3 separate regions of the Homo sapiens genome follow, and all the other regions are linked to region 2. A link is a loop called in an ENCODE intact Hi-C map of the cell type or tissue named here. Cell type or tissue: dorsolateral prefrontal cortex. All regions are shown on one strand. Each heading gives the region's core, and the rest is flanking DNA. Links, peaks and the distances in the headings are about the cores only. Region 1 holds the start of AP3B2 (adaptor related protein complex 3 subunit beta 2). Region 2 holds the start of CPEB1 (cytoplasmic polyadenylation element binding protein 1). Region 3 overlaps CPEB1 (cytoplasmic polyadenylation element binding protein 1).

Region 1 (7,044 bases), core at 1,347-6,346, 62 kb after region 2:
CCTGTACCTCCATGCTGTTATATGGGCAAAAAGCTTTCCTCATTACACAAGGGTCCTCCATCATTAATTCCTCTTTAATAAAAACTCTTCTCAAGGCCGCTTTACTTCCAAAGGAAGCTGGAGTCATTCACTGCAAGGGCCATCAAAAGGCATCAGATCCCATCGCTCAGGGCAACACTTATGCTGATAAGGTAGCTAAAAAAGCAGCTAGCATTCCAACTTCTGTCCCTCATGGCCAGTTTTTCTCCTTCTCATCAGTCACTCCTACCTACTCCCCCAATGAAACTTACACCTATGAATCTCTTCCCACACAAGGCAAATGGTTCTCAGACCAAGGAAAATATCTCCTTCTAGCCTCACAGGCCCATTCTATTCTTTCGTCATTTCATAACCTCTTCCATGTAGGTTACAAGCCGCTAGCCTGCCTCTTAGAACCTCTCATTTCCTTTCCATTGTGGAAATCTATCCTCAAGGAAATCACTTCTCAGTGTTCCATCTGCTATTCTACTACTCCTCAGGGATTGTTCAGGCCCCCTCCCTTCCCTACACATCAAGCCTGGGGATTTGCCTCTGCCCAGGACTGGCAAATTGACTTTACTCACATGCCCCGAGTCAGGAAACTAAAATACGTCTTGGTCTGGGTAGATACTTTCACTGGATGGGTAGAGGCCTTTCCCACAGGGTCTGAGAAGGCCACTGCGGTCATTTCTTCCCTTCTGTCAGACATAATTCCTCAGTTTGGCCTTCCCGCCTCTATATAGTCCAATAACAGACCAGCCTTTACTGGTCAAATCACCCAAGCAGTTTCTCAGGCTCCTGGTATTCAGTGAAACCTTCATACCCCTTACCATCCTCAATCTTCAGAAAAGGTAGAACGGACTAATGGTCTTTTAAAAACACACCTCACCAAGCTCAGCCACCAACTTAAAAAGGACTGACAATACTTTTACCACTTGCCCTTCTCAGAATTTGGGCCTGTCCTCGGAATGCTGCAGGGTACAGCCCATTCAAGCTCCTGTATAGATGCTCCTTTTTATTAGGCCCCAGTCTCATTCCAGACACCAGACCAACTTGGACTGTGCCCCAGAAAACTTGTCATCCCTACTATCTTCTGACTAGTCATACTCCTATTCACCATACTCAACTACTCATACATGCCCTGCTCTTGTTTACACTGCCGGTTTACACTGTTTCTCCAAACCATTACAGCTGATATCTCCTGGTGCTATCCCCAAACTGCCAGTCTTAACTCCCTCTTAAAGTAAATAAATAATCTTTGCTGGCAGGGCTATGCTGAACCTCCTTGGGCACTCTCTAATTGGATGTCCTGGGTCCTCCCAATTCTTAGTCCTTTAATACCTGTTTTTCTCCTTCTCTTATTCCATTTAGTTTTTCAATTCATACAAAACCGTATCCAGGCCATCACCAATAATCCTATACAACAAATGTTTCTTCTAACAACCCCACAATATCATCCCTTACCACAGAATCTGCCTTCAGCTTAATCTCTCCCACTCTAGGTTCCCACGCCACCCCAATCCCGCTCGAAGCAGCCCTTCAAGGCTATGGAGAAGCAGTATCTCTCCATACCACCCCCCGCCAAAATGTTTGCTGCCCCAACACTTCAACACTATTTTATGTTATTTTTCTTATTAATAAAAGAAGACAGGAATGTCAGGCCTCTGAGCCCAAGCTAAGCCATGATATCCCCTGTGACCTGCACGTATACATCCAGATGGCCTGAAGTAACTGAAGAGTGAAAATGGCCTGTGCCTGCCTTAACTGATGACATTATCTTGTGAAATTCCTTCTCCTGGCTCATCCTGGCTCAAAAGCTCCCCCACTGAGCACCTTGTGTCCCCCCACCGCCAGAGAACAACCCCCTTTGACTGTAATTTTCCACTACCTACCCAAATCCTGTAAAACGGTCCCACCCCATTTCCCTTCGCTGACTCTTTTTTCGGACTCAGCTGGCCTGCACCCAAGTGATTAAAAAGCTTTATTGTTCAAAGCCTGTTTGGTGGTCTCTTCACATGGACGTGCGTGAAAATCCTCATCTTCTCCCCCTGTCCCTCTAAACCCCCACCCAATATCCAATTAATCATCAGGTCTGAGGCTTCCACCTCTTCCACAGCCTCAAATCTTCTGCCTCTCCCCTGGTCTAGGCCACAATCATGCCAGGCCTGTGAACTTCAAGACCCACCTCCCTTGTCTCTTGTTCAATCTGGCCCACCTCCAATCTCTTCTCCACAATGCAGCAGCCTGACGTCCTTCTAAAATATAAATCTGATTATGTCGCCTGCTTAGAATCCTTCAGGAGTCCTCCCCACCCTCTTTTCTGGTCAGTCCAGTGGCTCACACAGATTGTGGCCTGGCTCTCAACCTTCCTGAAAGCCCTTTCCTCTGCCTGGAACATACCTCACGCTCCTGTCTTCCTTCTCTCCGGCGCCAGAGACTAGGTCCTCTCCCTGCTCCCACTGCCCCCATTACACTCGACTGTCCCTGACTGCTTCTTCATCTGTGCTCCCCTCTAGAGCATCGTGAGGACAAGAAGGGTCTCATGTTCACAGTTGTATTCCGTGACTAGTTCAGGACTCGACACAGTTGGCTTTTCATAAATGCTTGTTGCAGAATTTACGAATAAACAAATGAAGAAACAAACGAACGAATCAAAGGTGGGGGAGGGTGTGAAGGTGGAGCTGAACTACAGGGGCAATGCCAGGAGCAGGGATGTGAGGGTCAGATGGAGATGGGGACCAGAGGGAGGGGAAATGAATTTGCAGCAGGGCCAAGCTGGGAGGCTGTGCAAGTACATCCAGGGCCCGCCTTCCTGAAGAGGCCCCAGGCTCAAGCTCAAGTTCGCTGACTCAGACCCCTCCCCCACATTTTTGGGAAGCCAACCCGCCTAGCACGAAAAAGGAAGGGAACCCCTAACGCAACGCCGCAAACCGGAGAAACACCTGGAACCGGAGGGTTTCTCCTCTCGAAACTGAGCTGGCCCATCCCCCGCCAGCCCCTATCTGCCCCCCTCCGCGTCCTAGGCCGGCCCCTGGAGCCGGGGTGCCAGCGCTGCCCGCGCTGGGCCGGGGCTCCAGGCCGCAGGAGGGGGCCGGGCGGGCTTCCGGTCGGCGCGGCCGGGGCGGGGCCGGCGCTGGGGCCGGGCGCTGTCCATGGTGCCCGCGCGCCTCGCCCGGTCCCCGGCCCCAACCCTCCCGCGAGCTTCCTGGCGGGCTCCCTCACCGCTTGTAGTCGGAGGAGAAGATGCCGCCGCTCGCGGGGTCGTGGCCGTACTCGGGCTCCCCGGGGCCAGCGGAGCCGCCCTTGTCTTCGCTGTAGGCGGGGGCGGCCGACATGGGGCGGCCAGGGAGACTTCGCCGAGGAGGAGGTTGCGGGGCCGGAGGCCGGCTGGAGCGGAGGAAGGGAAGGCGGGCCGGTCCGGTCCGGGCTGGCGAAGGCGGCGGCGCGGCAGGGGTTCAGCAGAGGCTGCAGTGTGCAGCGGCGGAGGCTGCGCGCGGATTTCTCAATCAGGGCCGCGCGCTGAGGTCTTAAAGGCACCGGCGCCAGCCGAGCGGAGGGCGTGTCCGCGAGGAGGCGACAGGGGCGGTGCGTCAGGGCCTGGCCCCGCCCATCCCTAGGAAATGCCCTCTTCAGGGCGTCTTCTGCCCTTTAAAGCGACTTGGCTCGTCTCCAGATCTAAAGGTGGGCGAGTCTGCTGGACGGACGCTGGGACCGTCTTGCAGGGGATGTGGAATAGCTGCCCCCACCCCCGACCACCTGGCCTCGGCGGGACGGGCCTCTGGGGCTCCGCTCTCCCCAGACGCACGCGCGGATGCTCACCCACGCCGTGGAGGGAAAGCGGGAACTGGAAAGAAGGCTGTGCCCGCAGGCTGGGGGTTCTAGAGCGGGAAGGGGTCACCGCACCCGAGGACCGGCCTCAGATACCTAAGGACGCTCCCTTTCCCGCCCCACCTTTCCTACAAAATCTGGCTTGGCAGCAGGAAGCCGAGGAGCTTCCTGGAGGTGGCGGAATTTAAGGAATTAAGGTCAGGGAGCTCCGAGGAGCCCTTGGGGGCTTAGAGAGATGGGAAACAGGATACAGAGGACGGTGAACATCTAATTAAGCTTTGGAAAGTAGTTTAATGAATCTTTCTGAAGCCTCCACGTCCACCCAGGAGGGCCAAGGTCATGCTTAATCCGGGGACACGTCCACGTCCATTGACACCTGAAAAGGAAGAGAAGGGTCTGGTGTGACCACCAGGGCTCCTGAGTCATGTGAGCCCTCCAGTTCAGCTCCCGAGCCCGAGTGACCCCTAGGCCCAAGGAAGGAAGGCTTGGATCCGATGGAAAGTAGTGAATTGGGCTGGGGGAAGAGGTAGGATCCAGTTGGGCATCAGTTGAGGTGGCTGGAGTCTTTTAGCTGGGCATGGGGACTGGAGGAGTTCCTAAGGCCTGAGTCTTGGTCTGTAACTAGCATCCCGAAGTCTCCATGGGCAGAATTGGCGGGCCTACCTGGGAAGGAGTGGGGCCCAGAAAGGTGGAGCTTGGCTCAGTAGAAAAGTTCTATTGGGGGTAATTCTACTGGGGTAAGGTTCTATTGGGGTAATGAGAAGGTTCTGTTGGGATAACCTAGACAAGTGGGTGGGTCCGCTTGGTTCCGGTGGCTTTGTGCCTGCCAGAGAAAAGTGGATCTTGAATTTGGAGAAAACTGGCCTGGGTGGGGAGTGGGAAGAGAAGGGCCTGGATTTTGCAGTTGCGCGTTTATAAGGCGCTTTGGCTAGTCTGCTCAGGAGGTGGGATGGGTCCTGTGCAGGTAGCTGGGCCACGCTCACCGACCTGCTGGAGCTCCCGTCTATTTGCCGGGGGTCCAGGCTGGGACCTGGGACGAGCAGACACAGTGCAAAGTGCACACAGTTGCTGCGCATGGAGTGATAGGATGGTGGGTCCGCGTCCGTCGCTTCGCTCACTCTGCGCAGCACGCGCCAGCAGGAGCGCAGCAGCGGGCGCTGCCCCTGTTTGGATACGATGCCTTTCCAGGAGCCCAGAAACTTCCCAGGAGCCCACAGCCTCCTGAGTTCTTGCCTGCGGGGATCGCCAGAGGGGTGCGGATCAGAGCCAGGCTTAGGTCCTATGCCCTGTGATCCCGCACCCCCATTTCCTGAGACCTCAGGGACCCTGAGTGCCCAAACCCCATTTTCAGAGAAACGTACCCCCAGCCTGGGACTTCAGTCTTTATCCCCGAGTAGCCAGCTCACTGGTGGGGCGTGGCTTGGCTGGGCAGCCTCTCCGCAGACTTGGGCCTGTGTTTCTGCTGGAGGCACTCACCCTCAAAGTGGATGATCTCTCCATGGCCACAGTATATGCCAACGTGGGCCCCGCACCAGCGTCAGGTGGGGGGAATCAGCCTGAACAGGAAGACGTCTCCTGGCTCAGGCTCCCTGCCCTCCAACTACACAGCCTCGAAGTGTTGACCCAGGAAAGCCTCAGAGAGGAAGAACTTAATGGTGCTGACTGCCCCAGTCAGGGCCTGCATGGAGAAAGGGACCTGCCTTCCTGGCGTTTACACAGGCCTGGGATAGGGAGGAGGTGGGTCCTTCCAATGACCATAGGTCGGATGGTCTGCCCAGGGCTCAGGGAGACCTGTCTTGGGCTTGGGCCCAAGGCAGAATGTCTTCACTGCCACACACTTGCCTCCTTGTGCTTAAGGGACTCCAGAGGTCCAGATATCACAGATACATCCTGCCTCGAGCCCCTACTGAGAACCCTTCAGTTCCAGCAAATGGTGCCTCCTCCCCATCCAACTGTCTTCTCATCTCAAAGTCCAGCCATTCCATTCTCTCCTCCTCCCCCCTGCGCTAGGATCCCCTTCCCCAACCAGCTCCCATCTTGCCACTGCTCCTGAAGGCAACACCAGGGACTGGGTGGGTGTCAGCTGGTACCTGAGTTGAGCAGAAGACCTGAAAAAATCGGGAAACCTGGATGAGATTTGGACCTAGGACAAGCATCTCCTCCCAAGTCTGTGTGGAGAAGGACCTCTCCAGAAACCTCTGTTGAGCAGCTGCTCATTTGATCCTTAATACAATCACAAGATAGGAACAATGTCCCCATTTTCAGGATAAGGAAACAGGTTTACAGAGGCTATGTATCACTGGAGTGCACGCAGCTAATGTATTCCTGCATGTTTCTGTGCCCTGTGCCCTTTGTACTAAAATCAGTCACCTCTCTTAGCTCTTCTTCCTCCATAAGGAAGTGAGAAACCTGCTTAGTTCAGGCTTCTCCCATCTCTACTGGAAACAGAAGGCTTTTGGGACTTGGGAGGATGGCCCCATTGCCTGCACTGTGCCTGATGTTTGATCTAAGAGCCTGGGAAAGTGGGTGAAGGTAAGACCTGTGGGCATGGAGCTCTCCAGGGGTGTTAGAGGAGCTGGGAGCAGGAAGTAACACACTACCGCCAGGTGTCTGGGCATCTTTGTTGGAAGGAAGCAGAATTGGCTCCAGCAGATTTGACTGGGGTGGGAAAGACCCATATGCAAATGAAGAGCCAGGCTGCCCAGGCCCACCATGCAGAATGCCAGCTACTGTGTGGCTCACTGTGTCTCTCCCATCCCTGATCCTTCCTTTTTCTCCTGGCCCATTCCATAGTATCTTCTGCATTTTTTTTTTTAAGATGGAGCCTTGCTCTGTCTTCAGGCTGGAGTGCAGTGGCACGATCTCGGCTCACTGCAACCTCCGCTTCCCGGGTTCAAGTGATTTTCCTGCCTCAGCCTCCCGAGTAGCTGGGACTACAGGCACCCACCACCACGCCCGGCTAATTTTTATATCTTTAGTAGAGATGGGGTTTCACCATCTTGGCCAGGCTGGTCTCAAACTCCTGACCTTGTGATCTGCCTGTCTCGGCCTCCCAAAGTGCTGGGATTACAGGCATGAGCCACCTCACCCAGCCAAATCTTCTGCTTATTACTGGGTGAGTCTCATTTTCTCAGACTGGGAGCTATGGAAGACCCAGGTGACCAACTCATCCCAGTCTGCCTACAACTTCCCATGTCT
Region 2 (7,044 bases), core at 1,267-6,266:
AATTTGCCTTGCCTCAGACAGAAAAAGTTAGTACTGAAATTTTAACTGTCCTGAAAAAAAGGAGCCTTTTGTGCAGAGGGTTGGGAGGGTCACCCCCACAGTGGGAGGAGCCTGCCTTCCCCAGACCTCCGGCTCTCAGGATCAGCTAACTGCTCTGACATACATTGTGGAATGATAGACACAGCACATTCCTCCTAACATCAGCACTGCTGTACTAACACTCAGAAGACCCACACTGACTTCTACAGCAACTGGGATTCCTGCCAATGCAGTTAAGGTTCACTTTGCCTATAAATGTGACCAGCTCCCAGACCACCACCTTTTTTCTAGAATGTACGCCACCAATAACCCCTTGATCCTTTGACATAACAGAACACACATAATAGGCTGGGCTACGGCACCAGAAGGACCTAGGTTCACACAATTCCATCACTTAACAGCCTTGTGACTTGATTTCTAAAGCCTGTTTCCTTTTCTGCAAAACAGCGGGGAAATCCAAAACGGATGTTTTAAGACAGATTCCAAACTAGCCTTCAGGTTGAATCCAACATTAAAGACATGTTACATTTGGTCTATAGTGTTTAAAATTTTTTTAATGCTACATTTAAAAGTCAGGAGATCCATCAAAATAGAGATAGCCAGTTTAGAAGCAAGTCAAAGATCCACCGACTCTGGGCCCACATTTTTGCTGAGCAACAATCAGCTAGTGGCTGCTCCTTTCAAAGAGGCACATACTCTGTAGTTCAGAAGCCATTACCTTTCTTTCCTCCTCCTTTGCTCATTTATGTTACCTCTGGCCCCTATAGGGTTTGAGTTTGCAACCCATTTTAAAGACTAAGAATAAAACTAATGGTTGTGCTCAGTGAAAATGCTTATTAAGGCAGCTATTATCATTTGGTCACTAGTTAAGTTTGGTGCTGAGCCTGGAGTCTTACTACTTTATCTTCCTCCTCCACTTTTTACTTCATGGGCACTGGTTTGTGCACTACAGCGAAAGAAAAGCACATAGAACCATTCCTGTATCAAACGCCTATGGCCTAACCCAAACTGCAAACGGTTCCATGATTATTCACCACAGGCATCAGCTCTCCAACCTCTGATGTGCTGCACAGGCTGGCACAACCTCCCTCCCACACATGGGAGCCTAGACCAGGGAGTTGTTTACAAGACAAACGGTTCGGAGGGGGGAAACCAAGTTTTGTTTTGTTTTTTGAGACGAAGTCTCGCTCTGTCGTTCAGGCTGGAGTGCAGTGGCTGATCTCGGCTCACTGCAACTTCCACTTCCTGGGTTTAAGCGATTCTCCTGCCTCAGCCTCCCAAGTAGCTTCGATTATAGGCGCCCACCACCATGCCCGGCTAATTTTTGTATTTTTAGGAGAGACGGGAATTCACCTTGTTGGCCAGGCTGGTCTTGAACTTCTGACCTCAGGTGATCTGCCCGCCTGGGCCTCCCAAAGTGCTGGGATTAAAGGCGTGAGTCATGGGGCCGGGCCGTACTTTTTTATTACAAAGGTTGACTTACACACAGAGTAGTCAACTTCCAAATCCTACTTCTATAAACTGAGCAGGCACTACCAGGCCACCCAAAGTTTAAATCGCCGTGACAAAAAATTTAAAAAGCGAAACTCAGCCAGGCAAGGGGGCTCACGCCTGTAATTCCAGCCCTTTGGGAGGCCGAGGTGGGCGGATCACGAGGTCAGGAGTTCGAGACCATCCTGGCTAACATGCTGAAACCCCATCTCTACTAAAAATACAAAAATCAGCCGCGCGTGGTGGCACGAGCTTGTAATCCTAGCTACACAGGAGGCTGAGGCAGGAGAATCGCTTGAACCCGGGAGGCGGAGGCTGCAGTGAGCCAAGATCGCGAGACTGCATTCCAGCCTGGGTGACAGGGCAAGACTCCCTCTCAAAATAAATAAATAAATAAATAAATATTAAAAAATAAAAAGCCAAACTCCTACAGCAACGTGCTCTGGGAATACAGTTCAGCTCCAAGCCAGCTCAATGGGGACAAATAAAAGACCAGTGATGAGTCCCCAAAACACCGTCCCCAGGGTTTTCCGACAGCCAGCAGCCCCATTGAGCTCCACAAGCTTTTCTAACTATGCAAAAAACCAACCAGGAAAACAATCACCAACTTGAGGTTTCCAAGGTTGGGTCCTGTTTGAATTTATTTTTATTTTTTAACCCAGCATGTGTCCCTAGACTCAAAGGGAACATGAGCCTCAGGGTGCAAACTGTCCTTAGCAGACACTCTTCCCGCTAGCAAGGGACCGCACCGTCACCTGAGGGGCAGCCAAGAGGCGGGCGGTGCACCTGTGCCTTCCAGAATAGGAACCCCACCCACTTGCCCCTCTTCCCCACCAACGACACAGCCCAGTAGTTGACTCAGGTGCCAGGAGAGAGCGCGGGGAGGCTGGGCGGTAGCCAGGGAGACCAAGGGAAGCGGTTGCCAGAGAAATGCGGCGTCAGTCAGGGCCGGGGCTGCAGGCGCGGGGCGGGGGAGGAGAGACGCGGCCTCCTCCCAGGCGGGCCTGGCGGGAGGCACCCCGGCTTCTAAGAGCGAATTCGGCTCCCGACTCTCTTCCCCCAGCTGAGAGCACGGTGCAAGGGGCCAGGGCTGCAGGGAGCAAAGTGCCCCCGAAAAATAAGCGCGCGCCCACGAAAGCGCCCAAGAGCCCAGGCGTCTGCCTGGCTTTTCTCGGTCACGGGGTCAACGCGGGGCCGCTCACAGAGCCTTCTGGTCTCCCTGGGTCCTCTAGGAATGAGGCAGCAAAGCCTCGGTCGACTCGACCGCTGAGGAACCCATGACATGAAAAAGCCTCGGGGAATGACGCCGGGTGGGACACCCCAAGGTGAGGACCCCTTTGTGGGTGAGTCCCCCCACACTCAGGTGACTCCAGGCGGGCACAGGCCCGCCCAACCGCTCGTCATCACGGGGGGCGACTCGTCCAGGGCCCCAGCCGCTGCTCCGCCAAACCTGAGGCCGCCCCTGAGTCTGGGCACCTGGCCTCGTCCGGCACTGAGGAGAATGACCAGAACGCCAGGCCACATGCACCCACTCGCCAGGCTGAGGGTCCGAACAGCACAGCCCAGAGTGGGCTCGGGTCGCTCCCCGCCTACGCCACCTCCGCGGCCTGCAAGCCTAACCCTCTCCCGCCCATGACCAGGACCCACCTCAATGCCGCCAGCCCGGCGGGTCTCCCGGGCACGAAGCCCCGCCAGTCTTCCGCCCTCGCGCCACACTACCTGGCCAGCCCCGCCCCCGAGACTCCCTCTCCGGCGCCAAGCGAAGGTGTGAAGCCACGTGACCTGCCCAGGATTGGGAAGCCGCACGAGGGGCTTGAGCCCTCCACCTTAAAGGTGCCGCGACCGCCGCCGTCGTGGGGCTCTCCACAGAGCACGGGGTCTACGCCGTCAGCAGCCCCGCCCCGTCCCGCCCGGGCGCCCCCACCGCGCGCCGGGTGCTAAAGAGACCCGCAGGGGGCGTGAGCTTCCAGCGCCAGCGGCTTCGGGTCTCCCGTGCGACGGCAGTGTGAGAAAGAAACGTTCCGGGCGCCGGTGCTCCTTTATGTCCGGTCAGCTCCCGTCTGGACAGACGCTCGAGGCCGCCTGGAGGCCGCAGTGCGGCTCGGAGGCCCCACCGGCCGCCCCCGCAGGGCTGCGGCGCCTTTAAGCCCAAAGGCCCTGAGTCACGAGGAGGCTCCCTGCCCCCCTCGCCCTCCACCCCTCCACGAGGCCCCACGCCCGCGGGCACGTGACCGCGCCCCGCCCGGGACTCGCCCGCACGGGGCGGGGGATGGGGGTACCGCGGCGCCGGACCCGGCTGCGCGCGGACCGTTAGCTACTGCGGCCGGGACGCGGCCCCGCCCAGGCGAGCGGCGGGTGGCTCTTACCAGCGGGAACGCCATGGGGCCGGTGTGGCCCTGCGGGGCTGACGGGCTGACCGGCCAGCCGGCGGGCGAGAGACGCGCACGCACGTGGGCACTATTTTTGCAGCGGGCCGCGCGCAGCCCCGCACCCCGGCAGCTTATGAAGCTCCTACGAGCCGCTCCTCGGAGCCGCCCCCCGGCCGGATGCGGAGCACCTGTGTCGGCCCCGCCCGGGCCCTCGCCTCCGCCCCCTCGCGCCCCGCCCCTCCTAGCAGGCCGAGCCGAGGAGGGCTCCGCCGCCCACCCGGAACCCGGCGGGGACTGCCGCCGCTGCTAGCCACAGCTGCCCCCTGGGGGGCCAGAGACCTAAGCCTGAGCGCGCCATCACCTAAGTGACCCTTGCCGAGTCACTGTCTGCCCTGGGCCTCAGTTTCCCTCTTAACGAAAGAGGGCACGATTTACAAGCCCCTGCGAGCGGCGGCGATCGCTTCGTCAGTAGAGCCTCGTGTCCGCGCTCCTTCTCTTCCAGTGATCTCTCCAGGGCGAGAGCCTGCCCTGGCATCCTTGGTCGGAACTGTAGCCCCTGGGCTCCAGGAGGCGCACTCACTTTAGACCCTCTGCTCCGTGCGCTGCAGAGGGGGCCGCGAGAGTCAGGAAGTTCCAGAAAGTTCCAAAGACATCACTGGTCCTCTTTGGACCGGAGTTCTCCGGAGAAACCGCTTCCGGCGCTCCTGACACACTGAGATAGAAAGTTTCACAGAAATAGGGCAAGGGATAGGGCGAGGGCTCCAGGGCAGGCGTCCTAGGGCACCTGGCGCAGGGGCGGACCGGAAACCCCAGGCAAACGCAGAGTCGGAGATGGCATTCCAGGCGGAAGATCAAGCAAAGGCAGAGAGGGAGGACGGCACCGAGCGGCTCCCTCTGACCAGGACTGAGGATGATGCGACCTGATACCGCCGGAGGGAAGCCTGGGCCCGGTTTGTAAGGGGCCTTTATTCTGCAGACAGCAGGAAAACTATTAGAGAATTGTAAAAGGGGTTGGCAGTTGTCGGGTCTGTTTTAAGGTGTTGCTGGAGACATAGAAGAGGTTGGACAGAAAAGGGGGAAAACAAGGGACTGGAGTGGGGAGGAAAGGGACCAGAGTTTATTGAACATTGCTAAGTGTTTTACATGTGTCATGTTATCATGATACTATTTAATAAGCACTAACTATGCTCCGGTCCTCTCCTGGCACTTAGGAAGGATGGTGCTGCCGTCTTCCTGGGCTTGATCTAATGGCTAAGGGGAGAGGGACAGGTAACTGTCAGTTTCTGCCTGAGGTGATGGAGAAAGAGGAAGCTGATATTATAGTCTAGTGTTTCAGAAGGATTAAGGGGGGAAGGGTGGTGAGCATAAGAGTAGAAGTCCACGAGGGGGTGAGTGACAGTGGGAGTTGGCCAGTCTCCATCCACTTGGTCTACTTACAGGAGCTTCTTTGGGTTGCTGAGGTCATGGGCAGAAAGGGTGATGACTACAGGGACAAGGCAGGAGCAACTTCGCTGGGACCCCTACCTCTTGAGCCATGCTTTCTCCAGGAGTAGCCTACTTGAGTCTTGTCCTGGCCCACAAGCAGCGTAGGATGGCTGCTTCTGATAGGGTGGCACACCCAGATGCCTACAGCACAGGAGCCAAGTGAGGGTGGGCGACAGCACTGAAGGCCCAAGGCACACCCAAAAGGGCTGTTAGCTGGTGGGCACCATGTAGAAACGAGGTCCCAGCCCAGTCATCTTTCAAGAAAAGCTGGAAGTACTTTTTTAAGTGAAATCTTGAATGTGAATTTTAATGTTGGTTATTAATTCAAATGAAAAGAGCCAAGCCCAGCATGTCCAGGGGCCCCATGCAGCTCACCGGCTGCCAGTTTGTGATCCCTGACATCGTTTCCTCCTCTCTGACCCAAAAGCTGAGCAAGATAAGAACCTGAAACCCAGAATAGTGCCCAAGGGAGCGGGTGTCTGGAGGCCCTGTCATATTTCAAAACTGTCAACCATAAGAAAATGAAGGCATCTTTCAAGAGACTTGGAACAGAAACTTCTGCTGCCTAAAATCTCTCTCCCTAAACTTTCTGTTGCAGGTAATAATAATAGCTCGTCTTCACTGACCACTTACTGTGCGCGTGGGAAAGTTTTGAGTGCTTTACCTATGTTATCTCATTTTGCAGATGAGACTGAAGCTCAAAGAAGTTAAGTAACTTGCCAAAAGACTCCCAGCTAAAAGTGTGAGAGCAAAGACTCAAACCAAGGCAGTCTTCTGGTTTCAGAGCCTGAAGTCTTAACCAGGTGAGAATAAAACTTCCAGCATGCTTATGTGTGTGCTTATCTGTGAATGACCCCAGAGCTGACTGCAGATGTTGAGAGAAGAGGTAACTTTGACCAAATGCAGTCATGACCTCAGGTGTGGGCAAGTCCTTGTTCCCTACCTGGACTTGGCTAGGCCTGCAGGTCATACAGGAAGAACAGTCCCTCTGAAGGTGACCATAATCCACAGGGCAGGGTGTGGAAAGTGACAGAGGTGAATTTATTAAATGACTTGGTCAAGTCCCCACAGCTGGTCACTGGCAGAAGCAGCAGAAACAAATAGGCAGCATTATCTATTCTCCCAGTCAACAAACAGCCTTTGAGCCCAGCTATGCCTGGCACTGTCTCTGCAGTCAAGCCCCAGACTTACAATACTGATTTTAAGTCCAACTATATAATTAGCTGGACTACATTTTAAATATGTGTACTAGGGAAACAGGAGGGACCCTATAGTCTTTTATATGCTCAAGTGTTCAGTGCTTCTGCAGGAGGCAGAGAGCTAAAAGAAGAGAGAAGTTTGATGGGAGAAAATAATTTCCTGGTTGCAAAAGATAAGAAAAGGAATTCACTCAGGAACTCAAGACCACAAGGTAGACACACACAGTCTCTGCTCAAGTTTTGCCAAGCTCTGTACAGAAGAAACCATGTTCTTTGTTTTTTCAAGTTCCTTTTAAGTGGGATAAAAAAGTGGATTGGGGCCAGGCGCGGTGGCTCATGCCTGTAATCCCAGCACTTTGGGAGGCCTAGGCAGGCAGATCATGAGGTCAGGAGATCGAGACCATCCTGGCTAACATGGTGAAACCCCGTCTCTACTAAAAATACACACAAAAAATTAGCTG
Region 3 (6,638 bases), core at 547-5,546, 76 kb before region 2:
CTGAGGACAGTTTCCACAGCCCTTCTGTTCCACTACAGATCTTAAGACATTGCAAGCAGGACAAGGGTAGCCCTGGACATGAGAAAGGGTAGCACTGGGGTATGAGAAAAACGCACTTATAACACTCATCTTGCCCCCAAAGTCTTCCTCCCCATCAAGGGATAGTGCCTCAGGGTAGGCACAGTCTAGAAGAGAAGGACCCCACAAAGTGTTACATCCAAGCCCATGCAGGCCTTGCAGGTACAATTCTCAAAAACAGACTCTATCCCAGGGTCTTCTTGCAGGACTCTGAGGCCAAGGAAATCTAGATAGCAGAAGTACTCTGGCCCCTGGAGAATGGTATCCATGTACCAGCCTAAAGCTAAGAATCCAATGAAAGGTTGTTACAATGAAGAAAATCCTTAGGGGAAAAAATGAAAGCCCCTATCATAGCAGATGCAGCACTCGGTATACCTCCTCATTTGTTTTCCTTTGATAGCCACGGAGATTCTTAAAGGTAACAATTTTATCTTAATCAATGTTGTACTTCCAGTGCTGCACACAACGAATGCTCGACGTTTGCCAGATGAATTTAGCCAACAGCCCTACTATCTCCAACCTTGCTCATTACTTAAGAGTGGTAGAAGATGGTCAGATGTGATGCCATAGCTGCCTTGGGCAATATATCACCAAGCAGAGCTCAAGGAATAAGCTTGCATCTTGGTCTCTACACAGAGACAACAGTGTAACAGGGTATCTGCAAGGATAACTCCGAAAATGCCCAGAGCTGTTGAAAGCCTCCTCCCTCACTGAAGCAACTGAGCTAGCTGGTTTTCAGACGGAAAGGCAGTGTAGGCACTGGAATGTGGGCTGCATGTTCCCGCATTGCTGGTGAGGGTGCACGATCTGGCACTGCAGCTGGCTGGTGGGAGGGCTGCATCCTACTCCAGGAGGTAGTACCCTCATGTGGGCTTTCCAAGAAGGCCCAGAGCCCAGGGAAAGAAGAGCAATGGCTGTCACCACAGCTCCAAAACCAAAGGCAACATGACGATTAGGGATGGGTGTGTCCTCAACCCTCAGAAAGGAAAACATACCCACACTAACCTGCCTACACAGCCAGATCATACTGCTGGGGCAACTCTGGTTCTGGTCCTTATGAATTCTGAGGCTCAGGCTGCAGTCCCTCCCTGGTCGACAAAATCATGTAATATTTATCACTAAAGTGCTTGGGATGGAAAGTGGAAAAGAAAAACCATTTCTATTTCAGAGACAAACAGCTACAAGCACAGGCCTTTCAGGTGGTGGAGAAGCTGTGGATATTATGACTAGATCCAAGCTACTTTTAATAGCTCAATTTCATAGTAACTTTCAGACCAAGCTCTCCAAGCCCCCAGTGGGGCACACCTGCATTTCTATGGGCCCAATGTTATAATGTATTTCAGAAAGAGCATTGTAGCTTAGAGAATGAGAGCCAAAGAAGGGCTATACTTCAACCTGATGCCAATGAAAGACAGTGCCTTGGTCAAACACTGATCACCCACAGACAGGTGCCCATCTCCTGTGTGAGTTCTTCTATCTTTTGCTCAGATACGGTGGAAGTGAGGACAGGGGAGGCTGGCTTCATAGGCCCCCAAGGTTGGCGTCAAGAACACACAAAACAAAGTACCGTGGTCTCCAGGCATAGAATACCAAACAGTGATACCATACTTCCTTGCCCAGGGGAACAGGGTAGTTGCTGACCTTTCTGGAAAAACCTGAGTCAGCAGAAGGCCAGTACTTCAAGAAACCCTATCTTAACCCAGAGATAGTTACTTAAGGTAAAGCTCTCCCCATCCACATCCACATAAAACAATTTCAATACCCCTCTCCTAAATGGGGTTTTACCAAAACAACTGGGCATTAAAATGCCTAACAGACACAACGGGCCCAGGCTCTGCAAAGCATTCTAAAAAAAGACCTGCGCCAAACAGGGTGGAGGCCACAGAAATCAACAAGACAGTACCTTGCTGCCATGGCTGCCGGTTCCTGGACCAGGGAGGGAAGGGAAGGACAGCAGACTTGGTGTTTCCCACTGTCAGTACCAACAGCGAATGGCTGTACCACCCCCTCCCCCCCGCCCCTTACCACCTTTTCATTTTCCTAGAGTATCTGCTGCCAATACCTCTTTATTATAATTTACATAAAGCAAAATATGTAGCTTGTAAGTATACCTGTAGTGTTTAAGTTCACATTTCTTCCTGAATACTCCAAGACTTGTATTTAGGCAACCCTCCTCCTTGTACCACAAGAGGGAAATAAACAGGTAACAGAAGGTATAAGCAGAAGCAATTTAAGGGGGGGCTGCCAAGAAGTCCCTTTAGTTTGTCCCCACTGAACCCTACCAAGAAGACAAGGGATCCTAAAGGGGAGTGGCTCTTCTTTTATCCAGCTGGTCACTCTCAACACAAAGGGAAAAAAAAAAAAGATTCTATAGCTGGGAGTTACCCCACCCCACTCACCCTGCCTACCCCTTTCCAGGATCAATGCTCTGAACCCTATGTTAAGTCAATTCCAAATATCTCAGTGCATTATCCAGCCTCATCTGAGGTTAAAATCCTTCCCTTGCCATGATTCAGAGACCACTCACTCTTCATATAACTCCCTGGTTTTTAAAACCACTGAGTAATTCTGGTCATCCAGTAATCAACCCCTTAACTCCCCTCCCCCACCTAAAAGTGTTTTGCTTCATCATCTCCAAGACAGGCCTGGGCACCAGGGGGTTAGCTGGATCTTTTCTGCACAAGGCCACCACGCCTTGGGGACCCTCCTCAGGGCCACTCCAGGTGCAGACTAACAACTCCAGGGAATTTATCAGGGTAAGTGGAAGAGCCATGCCTGCCTTTACGTGGAGCCATCTGTCCTGCCACACTCACAGCTTGCATTTCCATCTCTTGCAAAACAGCTCCATGTTGTATGTGTGTATGGTGGGGAGTGATGCAAAGGGGAACAGAACAACTGTTGCTGTGGATATCTTCGTTCACCACCCCCATGCATCCCCTTACCCCAGCCAACTCATTCTCTGGCACTCACCCGAGTGTGTGCTGCTCTGGGCTGAGGAATCTGAGTCCTGGGTGCTCCAGGGTCGGTCCCAGCCTGTCAGACTGAGGGACTGCAGGCCAAGGCACAAGTCATTTGCATCTGGGAGGCCACGGGAAGATTCTTGCGCAGAGGTTGGGAAAAGCATCCTGCTTGTAACTGTTTCTTCAGAGTCCTGGAAGTCTGTTTTGGAAAGGAGCACAGCAGAAACCTCAGAGTTAAGGGCTGTTTTCCCCAATATTATCAACAGTAAATATTATTAATAATAGTTTCCCCAGGCTCACAGGCCAGACATCCAAGCTGGCTGGATGCTGCAGCCGCTGCCTCTGCACTTTTGGGGACGCTGGGGCAAGAGCAGTTGCCATACAGGCCCCCTCCCCTCACACACACACCCCTATCCCGTCTGCATTACAGACTGGGCCAGCATGTGATCAGGCTGCTGATGCTTCCCGCTGCCAGTGACATCAGCCGGCTGAGCCGTGCAATAGAGAGCGGCATCATCCCTCACAGAACGGGGGAGGAGCAGGAGGGGACGACAGGGAGGAGACTTGCCTCCCAGGGAAAGACAGCACAACAGCTACTTGGAATAGTCCCGGTGCAGTGCCGTTAAGTCTGGGTTGCAAGGCAGCGCCCTCCGGTCTCCAGCAATGGTGGCCAAGCAGCCCTCACGCACGACTGAAGTCCTCTCCGCCGACAGCAGAGCCAAAGCAGCCGACTGCCTGCTCGTGTGGCTCTGCCCTCCTGCCCCTCCCTTTCCCTCCCCCTGCTCTCCACCCCCAAACCCAAAAACACTCTAGTCCTGGACTCTCTCCAGCTGCTGGCTCAAGCCCTGGCTTTGCAGCCCAATGCAAAGCTTCACAGTCCTGCTAGCAAAAATCTGTGCTCCAAGTGGCCCCTGAGCAGCACCCTGACACAGCAGTGTTTACCACTGAGGAACAAGATAACCTTCAGAAAAATACTGTACACTTGGACCCTGGGGAACAACACCTGGTGTTCCAGGCTTGTCTAGAGCAGCTTATCACAGAGAAAGGGGGTAAGCGTTGGCAGAGTGGGGGAGAGTCACTGGGCTGTTCCAGGTACACCTCAAAGGACATGGCCCACAACCCACATGCCAGAGTGAGACCTGCCCTGACTAGGATAATCCCTGTGCCCAGGTTCCCTCATCCCAACAAGATGGGTATTAGTCATGAACAGATACAGCGGCTCAGCTCCTCCCCTCCCTCCTGCAACTGTAGGCACAGACTGAGGAAACACTCTCGAAGCAGCATCTGACAAACCAAGAGAAACAGTCTCTGAAGTATCGTTACGCCCTATTAGAAACACCAAACTCTGAAACCTAATCACCTAGCTCTGTCAATATTGCTTCTCTTGCCCTTCCAGGAGCCCTGAGCATGATACAGGGCAGCCGTGAGGGCCACTGATGCCTCTAACATCCAGGCCCTCTCTCAGAGGTGCTGCACAAGACCAATGCTTATTTCTGTGGCCACTCACAGCTCCAGCAACAAAGACTAAGAAAATTCAGCTTCTGGAGCTTCCGCCATTTCCTCTTTGCCATCTCCTCCCACATCGGTCCTTTTCCAACATGAGCCCAGGGTCACTGGGCTTCTTCCTCATAAAGGAGGGTAGGGCAACAGGCCCAGACTCACCAGGCAGGCTGCTCAAACCTGGACTCAGCTGGTAGCACTCCACCTGCTTGTTCTCCCCTGTTGCAAGGAGAAGCAAGCAGATACGGGAAGCATGCCCACCTGGGACCTCCCATGGCAGGGTCGAGAGAATAATGCTGCCACAGAAATAGCTGTTCAGAACTTCCTGCAGTACACCCTGTGTCCACAGGCACTCAGGCATAGCCTAGAAGGGAAAATTATCAGTCTCCTTCCTTTGGAGATTTTTTTTTTTTTTTAAAGCTTTGCTGCTGTGTCATCCATCCACGTTATTCCTCCTGGCTGTAGATATTCTGCTTGCTCCCTATCTGTGTTTGTCAAAGCCTTGTTCATCATGGCAAAGGCCTAGCAAAAATCACCCATACTGGTGCTGCCCCTACCCCTGACTACTCCCCTCCTGCTTCTCTATGTTCACCCTTCCCTCAAGCTAAGGATATACTTTAGACTTCACCCATACATATTAGTTACCAAAACACAATGCTTCCTTCAAAAACATCCATATTTAAGTATCTATTCTCCCCTACACCAAATATCTATATAATCCCCATACCCCAATCTGAGGGCATCTATGTCTAGAAGCAGCCATTTTCTACCCATTAAAATCAGGGTGACTGTGCATATGATTACCCCCATCCCTCACGAGGAGAGAATCAACTATGCTCTTGCTACTCAAAATACAGTGTGGCAGACCAGCAATATGAGCATCACCAGGAGCTTGTTATAAATACTGAGTCTCAGGCCCCACCCAAGACCGACAGAATTGAGATCTGCATTTTAACAAGATCCCCAGTTAATATATATGTATGCAAAAAAAGTTTGAGCAGTCGGGTGTGGTGGCTCATGCCTATAATCCCAGAACTTTGGGAAGATTGCTTGAGCCCAGGAGTTCAAGGCAGCAGTGAAAGCCATGACTGCACCACTGTACTCCAGCCTGGGCGACAAAGTAGTTCCCATCTCAAAAGTTTGAACAGTACTGATGTGTACAACTAACACAATCTTCCCACCCCAAGCTGAAAGACCCCAGGCCTGAGCAACAGGTCTGTTAAACCCATTTAAGACCAAATGGCTACATGCATCCAGGAGCTTGGAGTTCTACACACAGTATAATTCTACCCTCACCCCTACAACCCCCACCACAGACCTCACCTTCCTCCTTATCCAGACATTCCTCAATCTGTTGTTTCTTCTAGATAAAGATTTTCACTACCATTGTAGGATTTCTTCACTAGCTCCAACTCAATGCAGGCCATACCTGTTAAAACCATTAGTGTGGCAGGCTGGAAAAATCAACAGCTTTAGATGACTGACAGACCTTGCTCTGCTCACCAGGTCTGCCACTGTGTCTTTCTGAGAATCTTTTCTTCTTTAAAGATGCAACAGTAGCCATCTTTTAGGTGTTTTGTGAGGATTAAAGAAAATATTTGAGGCCAGGTGCAGTGGCTCAAGTCTGTAATCCCAGCACTTTGGGAGGCTGAGGCAGGCAGATCGCTTGAGGTCAGGAGCTCAAGACCAGTCTGGCCAACGTGGTGAAAACCTGTCTCTACTAAAAATACAAAAAACATTAGCCAGGCACAGTGGCACACGCCTGCAGTCCCAGCTACTTAGGAGGCTGAGGCAGGAGAATTGCTTGAGCCCAGGAAGGGGAGAGGTTGCAGTGAGCCAAGATCGTGCCACTGCACTCCAGCCTGGGCAACAGAGCTAGACTCGGTCTCAAAAAAAAAAAAAAAAAAAAAAAAAAAAATCATAAACCATGTTCATGTACTGGAAGACTCAACAGCGCTAAAAAGTGATACCCACAAAATTAATATACAGATGTTCCTCAACTACAGTGGGGTTATGGTCTGATAAACCCATTGTAAGTTGAAAATATTATAAACGGAAAATGCATTTAAATACATCTAATTTACTGCACATTATAGCTTA

Evidence for each region. Peaks named below come from ENCODE experiments on the same cell type or tissue, not always from the same donor. Only the 100,000 strongest peaks of a DNase experiment are listed, where the experiment ranks them.
Region 1: a loop joins it to region 2, with 2.8 times the contacts of the local background. A loop is called at or near these places in 5 of 110 quality-filtered maps.
Region 3: it touches region 2 in a loop (5-fold over the local background); 8 of 110 quality-filtered maps call a loop at or near these places.

Annotation. Positions count from the first base shown.
Region 1 is chr15:82,706,354-82,713,397 of GRCh38, forward strand. It overlaps AP3B2 (adaptor related protein complex 3 subunit beta 2), which reads right to left and starts at 3,522. Exons shown (of 27, transcript NM_001278512.2): 1 at 3,241-3,522. The coding sequence starts at 3,353. It also overlaps the pseudogene LOC338963. RefSeq lists silencers at 3,046-3,305, 3,526-3,575. In dorsolateral prefrontal cortex, for the core only: a CTCF peak has its summit at 3,294; DNase peaks (open chromatin) are centred at 2,872, 3,158 and 3,568; H3K4me3 peaks cover 2,907 bases; H3K27ac peaks cover 2,466 bases.
Region 2 is chr15:82,643,960-82,651,003 of GRCh38, forward strand. It overlaps CPEB1 (cytoplasmic polyadenylation element binding protein 1), which reads right to left and starts at 3,404. Exons shown (of 13, transcript NM_001365242.1): 1 at 3,178-3,404. CPEB1-AS1 (CPEB1 antisense RNA 1) reads left to right here and starts at 3,811. Exons shown (of 4, transcript NR_046096.1): 1 at 3,811-4,849; 2 at 5,812-5,982; 3 at 6,070-6,187. RefSeq lists a silencer at 3,624-4,193. In dorsolateral prefrontal cortex, for the core only: CTCF peaks have their summits at 3,465 and 3,665; DNase peaks (open chromatin) are centred at 2,455, 2,732, 3,642, 4,072 and 2 weaker places; H3K4me3 peaks cover 4,473 bases; H3K27ac peaks cover 4,353 bases.
Region 3 is chr15:82,568,296-82,574,933 of GRCh38, forward strand. CPEB1 (cytoplasmic polyadenylation element binding protein 1) reads right to left here. Exons shown (of 13, transcript NM_001365242.1): 4 at 3,049-3,237. Among named protein-coding and RNA genes, the nearest start is that of RPS17, 31 kb to the left of the region's middle. In dorsolateral prefrontal cortex, for the core only: no CTCF peak of the experiment used is centred there; DNase peaks (open chromatin) are centred at 896, 3,101, 3,526, 4,256 and 1 weaker place; H3K4me3 peaks cover 3,906 bases; H3K27ac peaks cover 4,841 bases.